Regions from separate parts of the Homo sapiens genome. Here region 2 is linked to region 1. Evidence: chromatin loops called from intact Hi-C (ENCODE). Cell type or tissue: CD14-positive monocyte. All regions are shown on one strand. Each heading gives the region's core, and the rest is flanking DNA. Links, peaks and the distances in the headings are about the cores only. Region 1 holds the start of TEPSIN-AS1 (TEPSIN antisense RNA 1). Region 2 overlaps BAIAP2 (BAR/IMD domain containing adaptor protein 2).

What was found. Peaks named below come from ENCODE experiments on the same cell type or tissue, not always from the same donor. Only the 100,000 strongest peaks of a DNase experiment are listed, where the experiment ranks them.
Region 2: it touches region 1 in a loop (2.3-fold over the local background); 16 of 110 quality-filtered maps call a loop at or near these places.

The regions. Positions count from the first base shown.
Region 1 is chr17:81,227,449-81,231,769 of GRCh38, reverse strand. It overlaps TEPSIN (TEPSIN adaptor related protein complex 4 accessory protein), which reads left to right. Exons shown (of 13, transcript NM_001363764.2): 10 at 79-192; 11 at 294-372; 12 at 1,092-1,226; 13 at 2,294-3,493. The coding sequence ends at 2,842. It overlaps TEPSIN-AS1 (TEPSIN antisense RNA 1), which reads right to left and starts at 3,063. Exons shown (of 4, transcript NR_135654.1): 1 at 2,393-3,063; 2 at 1,843-2,032; 3 at 1,530-1,768. In CD14-positive monocyte, for the core only: a CTCF peak has its summit at 1,111 (motif pointing right); no DNase peak of the experiment used is centred there; H3K27ac peaks cover 730 bases.
Region 2 is chr17:81,039,868-81,042,367 of GRCh38, reverse strand. The region is part of intron 1 of BAIAP2 (BAR/IMD domain containing adaptor protein 2); the gene reads right to left. Among named protein-coding and RNA genes, the nearest start is that of BAIAP2, 6.0 kb to the right of the region's middle. In CD14-positive monocyte, for the core only: CTCF peaks have their summits at 1,175 and 1,381 (motif pointing left); a DNase peak (open chromatin) is centred at 1,380.

The DNA of each region.
Region 1 (4,321 bases), core at 1-2,500:
TCCAGGTTCTCCCCCATGCGAGACAGGAGTGGGGGCATGGCCTCCACTCACCCTTGACCCGGCCATTCCCCCTGGCAGGGTCGAGGTGGTGGCCCTGAGTGACTGTCAGCAGGAGTTGAGCTTGGTGAGGACTGTGACTCGGGGACCACGCGCCTTCCTGAGCCGCGAGGAGGCACAGCACTTCATCAAAGCGTGAGTGCGCCCGGACCCGCCCTGCTCTGCCTCAGCCCCAACCGTGGGCGAGGGAGGAGGGAACGGGCCGCACCCGCCACCCAGGTGTCCCCTCTGTGCAGGTGTGGACTGCTCAACTGTGAGGCCGTGCTGCAGCTGCTGACCTGCCACCTGCGTGGGACCAGTGAATGCACGCAGCTGGTGAGCTGCACACGCGGGCGGGAGGGCGTGACTGTGTGCATGTGCCTGTGTGCGTGTGTGTGCGTGTGCGTGTGTGTGCACGTGTGCCTGTGTGCACACCTGTGTGTGAACATTCCTCTGTGTGGCTGTGCGTGCGCACATGCCTGTGTGTGTGCGTGTGGGTGTGTATGCCTGTGTATGTATGCCTGTGTGTGTACACACTCGTGCATGTGTGCGGTGTGTACACACTTGTGCACGTGTGTGGTATGCACACATCTGTGTGTGTGTGTACATGACTGCATGTGTGTGGTTGTGTATGTATGTGCCTGTGTGTGTGTGCATGCACATGAAAGTGTGGACACGTGTGTGCGTGTGTCGGGGGGCGTGCGGAGGAATGAAGGTAAGGCAATCGGGGCAGCAGGTCACGTGCTTCTCGCTGGGGTCTGTCCAGGAGCCGGGGAGGACATGGCTCTGGTGTCCGGGAGCTGGGGTGTAAGGCGGTGAAGACAGGGCTCTGGTGTCTGGGAGCGGGGGTGTAAGGTGGTGAGGACAGGGCTGTGGTGTCTGGGATCCGGGGTGTAAGGCGGTGAGGACAGGGCTGTGGTGGAGCTGTCTCTGGGGCCTCCTGGCACTCCAGTCATTGATGAGGAGGAAGAAGAGGGAGAGAGATGGCCAAATAGGCCTCCCTGGCGTGGACCTGCTGCCCCATGGGTGCTGATGTCCCCTCCCTTCACCCGCAGAGGGCGCTGTGTGCCATCGCCTCCCTGGGGAGCAGCGACCTCCTCCCCCAGGAGCACATCCTCCTCCGCACCCGGCCGTGGCTGCAGGAGCTCAGCATGGGCAGCCCGGGACCTGTGACCAACAAGGCCACCAAGGTGGGCAGCTGCGGAGGCCACACGCACACCGGGGTCCAAGGGTACAGTGGGAGATACGCTGCAGTCCACGGCCACCCCGTCCCTGCCCGGCGCCTGGTCAGCCCTTCCCGGACCCCCTCTCAAGTCCCTGTCCCGCTGGCAGAGGGAGCAGCAGCAAGTCAGGGTCCTCACCTCCCCATTGCCTTCCCGCCTTCCACCCAAACTCTGCAGCACTCACAGTACACTGGCCTCTACCTATTCCTGGAAGCCCCCAGACTCCGCTGCCTTAATGTTCCTGCCCTTGTGTCTTGGCCTCACACTTACCTCTTCCAGGAAGCCCTCCCTGACTGCACATGCAGTTTGCCACCCATGACACAGCTCATGCTCAACTCCCAAGCTCCGGAGGGCAGAAATGGTTCCATTCATCTCTGTGCACTTGAACACTCTGAACTGCCTGGCGGCCACTGGAATCACACGGGGAGGCCTCTCCCGGCCGCCAGGCCCTGGCACCTTCCCTCTGCCTGTGGGCATTCCCAGCTTCTTTCTTCCTGTTTTCTCCCTGGCTGCTGGAAACACAGGTCCTCAGTCACCCATCCCCAAGTCATCCTTAACTGTCATTGGCCATCTGCTAGCTCACCTTTCAGTCAGAGCGACGAGTGAGCCTGGGGTTCGCACCACCGCAGGCGAACCTCATAGTGGGGTTTCTAAAACGGGCATGCTGGAAGAACCCTGCGTCCAACAGTTGGAAATGCCCAGATGTGCCAGGCCACGTGTTCACTCCCTCCGGCAGTGCCTGGCGGGTTATGACGGGGAGGGTGTCCATTTGTCTAGTAGTGAGTAAAGGAGCAAGATTCGAGGTGTGTATGTGACACCTGCCCCGTGTCGCCAGCACCAGCCCAGCAGCTGCTCTCGGTGGGATGACAACTGGGTGCACTGCCCCAGCCCCTCCCAGCAGCCGGTGTCCTGCCCAGAGGTGGCCCTGCCCTCTGGGTGGAGGGACTGAGGAGGTCCTAGGGAGAAGCGGGCCCTGGTCCCCACATTTCCCAGGGTTGCATAGGAACCTCCCTGGTTCCTCCTTCCTCTTTCAGATCCTGAGGCACTTTGAGGCCTCCTGTGGGCAGCTGTCCCCTGCCCGGGGCACCTCAGCTGAGCCTGGCCCCACAGCCGCCCTCCCAGGCCCATCTGACCTGCTGACCGACGCTGTGCCTCTCCCTGGGAGCCAGGTCTTCCTGCAGCCTCTGAGTTCAACCCCGGTCTCGTCCCGGAGCCCTGCTCCCTCATCTGGGATGCCGTCCAGCCCTGTGCCCACCCCACCCCCAGATGCCTCCCCCATTCCAGCCCCCGGAGACCCCAGCGAGGCCGAGGCCAGACTGGCAGAAAGCAGGCGGTGGAGACCTGAACGGATCCCAGGGGGCACGGACAGCCCAAAGAGAGGCCCCAGCAGCTGTGCGTGGAGCCGCGACTCCTTGTTTGCTGGCATGGAGCTGGTGGCCTGTCCCCGCCTGGTGGGGGCTGGGGCTGCTGCGGGAGAGTCCTGTCCTGATGCTCCCCGCGCCCCCCAAACATCGTCCCAGAGGACAGCAGCCAAAGAGCCTCCTGGCTCAGAGCCGTCAGCTTTCGCGTTCCTGAACGCCTGACCCGATGGCCTGGCCCTGGAGTCTTCAGCTTCAGCTGCTGTCTGGGGCGGTCTGTGCTTCCTGAGCAGCCTCAACCGTAGCTGCTACAGTCTCCAGGCAGCTTGACTTGAGAGGACGACCCTAGGGCTACCTCAGTTTCCCCCATCTCCTCTGCCAGAGGCTCTGGCTATTTGGACTTGAATCCCTACGAGGGATGGCAGGTGGCAGGGCTTCAGAAATGTCGATCTCAGGGCTCTCAGGGGGCAGTCCCTGCCTGTCTTGCTCTCAGACATGAGGTTTCTTGTATGAATGCGGAAGCGACTACCAGGTTCCTTATTTCATTTTGATCTCAGCTCCCTCCTTCCCCAGGAGGTCATGAGCAGCAACAAGCCACTGCTCCCCCGTCCCATCGGGGTGGGCTAGGTGCTGAGGCTGGGTTTGGTGCATGTGGGTTGAGGGTGTCTTGTCCGGGCTGCCTTGTGCTGTCTGGCCTGAGGCCATTTCAAGTCTCAGATCCCTACGTGATCCTTCCCTGGCTCTCACCTGCTCCTTTAGGCTGTAATTGCTTCCTACACACGAAGCCTCTGATTGGAGCCTCTGGTCCATCTCAGAAAAACCTTCCAAGAGCGCTGGGGTTTATGCTTTCTGAATAAACACTACTGTTTACATGAACCTGGGCCGCTTATTTTTCTTTTTTTGTGTATGTGCATTTTAATGAAAATACCATCAATAAGGGGCACACACAGAGGACTGCTTTCCTCAAAGGAGGGACAGGCGGTGTTCCTGAAACGTTTGGTAGAACTTCCCACTGGCACTGTCCTTGCAGTTCACCTTCTTAATGGCAAGGTTTTAAACTATGAAATTCAGTTTCTTCAATAAATAATAGACTATTTGGGTTATCTATTTCTAATTTCAGCAGTTTGTGTCTTCAGGGGATTGGTCCATTTTATATCAGTTGCTGAATTTGTGATTCCGTTTTTTGTAGTAGTCCTTTATTCTTCCGTTCATGCCTGTGGGGCTGTAGTCACACTATCACACTCTTCCTGTCATGCCTGTGGGGCTGTAGTCACACTATCACTCTTCCTGTCATGCCTGTGGGGCTGTAGTCACACTATCACTCTTCCTGTCATGCCTGTGGGGCTGTAGTCACACTATCACACTCTTCCTTTCATGCCTAATATTGGTCACTTGTTTTCCCTTTTTCTTGGTCAGACAGTTTATTAATGTTATTAGTTACTTCAAAGAACAAACTTTGGTGTTTTTTTTTTGTACTTCACTAATTTCTGTTTTTCAGTTTCCTAGTTCACTAATTTCTGTTCTTTATTATTTCCTTTCTTCTGCTTTGGGCTTATTTTTATTTTTTCAGTTTCTTTTTTTTTTTTTTTTTTTTTTTTTGAGACAGAGTCTCACTCTGTCACCCAGGCTGGAGTGCAGTGGCGCAATCTGGGCTCAGTGCAACCTCTGCCTCCCGGGTTCAAGCGATTCCCCTGCCTCAGCCTC
Region 2 (2,500 bases), core at 1-2,500, 190 kb after region 1:
CCTGGGCAACATAGCAAGACCTCATCTCTACCAAAAATTAAAATAAAAAAAAAAATTAGCCAGGCACACAGGTGGGGCACGCCTGTGGTCCTAGCTACTCAGGTGGCTGAGGCAGGAGGACTGTATAAGCCTAGGAGTTTCAGGCTGCAGTTGAGGTGAGATCACACCATTGCCTTCCGGGCTGGGAAACAAAGCAAGACTCTGTCTCCAAAAAAAAAAAAAAAAGAAAAAAGAAAAGAAAAAAAAAAGTGCCAGTAACAAAAATGGAAGAGCAGGGGCTTGGAAGAAAATCTCAGAGACATACTCAGGAGGTGTTCTGGCATTGGCACCCCTGACGGCTCAGGGGCAGGTGCCCAGTGGACAAGCACACTGACAGCCCAGAGCTGAAATGTGACTCAGAAGTCAAACTCTTCATGAAAAATAAGTTTTAAGAAAACCCTACCAATTTACTTCACATGAATTCAATATATGATTATTGAAAAATCTACCCAAACAGGGCCAGGCGCAGTGGCTCATGCCTGTAATCCCAGCACTTTGGGAGCCCGAGGTGGGTGGATCACCTGAGGTTGGGAGTTCGAGACCAGCCTGACGAACATGGAAAAATCCCACCTCTACTAAATATAAAATTAGCCAGGCGTGGTGGCGCATGCCTGTAATCCCAGCTACTTGGGAGGCTGGGGCAGGAGAATCACCTGAACCCGGGAGGCGGAGGTTGCAGTGAGCCGAGATCACGCCACTGCACTCCAGCCTGGGCAACAAGAGCAAAACTCCGTCTCCAAAAACAAAACAAAAACAAAACAGAAAAAACAAAAAACAAACAAAAAACGAAAAAACACTACCCAATTATAAGACAACTGTTCCAGTAAGTATAAAATAAAAACTCTAAGCAAGAGCAAAAGCACCCTGTTGTAACTGACAGCCTTTCCCCCAACAAGGGGTCCCCAGCACCTCATGGCCCAGGACATCAGATCTCATGGTGCCGCGTGCATCCCACCCCTGCCCATCAGAGTGAGGACTAGAGCACTGAGGATACCAAGGCTGGTGCCACCTGACCTGGGACAGGCCCCAGAGCCTCCAGGGACCCTGGGAGCATCCTGCCCGCTGTACCCACTGCCCAGGGAGCAAGATTTGGCCAAGGTCATATGGCCAGGGGACTGGCCAGGCAAGACTCCTCCCGGCAGGCCTGGCAGGAAGCCCAAGGACCAGGCAGCATTTTCCAAAGCTCAGGGGTGACCAAACCAAGAGCCAGCAGACAAGGCTCTATAGCGTGAGTCAAAAAGACCAGGGGCAGATGGGGGTTAACTTGAGGGAGGTGCTGGGGGCGCCACTGTGCCTGACAGGCAGAAACGGGCCCCCGCCAGAGGCAGATCCCCAGCCTCCTGCCCCCTAGAGGGGACTCCTCAGCACAGCATGGGCTCAGGCCCTACCTCCCCACCATCTCCACAGCCTCCTCCACTCTTGCTCCCTGGGCTTTCTGGTCCCCTTGTTGCAGGACCAACACCAAGAGCCCCTGGGCCACAGTAGGAGAAATAGCCCTCAGCCTGCCTAGGCCAGCCCCACACCAGGGCCACCTCCTCAGCCTGCACTGCCCACAGCCCTGGGAAACAGGGATTCCAACTGCATGTGGTGTGAGCTGCCACCACCTCCAGGGAGCTCTCAGAGGGCCCAGGCCACCGCCCGGGGAGCAAACCCTCAGCAAAGGCGGGACAGTGATTCAAGCATGAATGCTCCAGAATCCAGAAACAAGATGTGTTCATTCCCAAATACCGATGGGCCCCTCACAGGCTGGCCGCCGTTCCATGCCCAAAGGAGGAATCCGTGGGCAGGACAGATCAAGCCCTTGCAGTCACAGAGCCAAACGGGTCCCTTCTCGGCCTCCCTTTCTGCCTCTGGGTTGAGGCCCCTCAAGTCATTGTGCAGCTGTACAGGCACAGCCAGGGGCCAGGAATGAATCAGCGCTCGGGGGAGGTGGAAGTGCGTTGGAGGCCGGTGCCAGCACCATCCCCGCCTGCCTGTAATTACTAGGGATCTTAGCGCAGGCTGTGGGGGGCGGCTGACGGCGCCGGCCGCCCAAGTGCAGAGCTTCCAGGGGACCACGGGCTCTGTGCAGCCACAAAGATGCTTCCCTATCCTGGGGCCTCAAAGAAAGTCACCAGACAAGGTGGCTGGGAAGGCAACACAGGGCAGACTCTGGCTCAATGTAAGGAAGGACAGGAGCCAGCCTCAACCAGCAGTCAGTGGCACCCCGCCTCCACAGACGGTGGCGAGTGTCCCCACCCATGGTGGCACCCACAGGCAACACTAGCCCAGGGCAGCTGGCAGAGAGGGCCATGCAAGGCTGGGTGGAGACAAGTGGTGATGTCCAGCTCTGCTCACCACCTGCCACTCCTGCAGTGACGCTGGGGTTGCTCCCCTGACCAGGGCCCAGACCTGTGAACTGGGGAGAAGGGTGAACCGGGCTTCAGCCTCCCGGCCAGTCTGCCTCCTGGAGCTCGGAAGG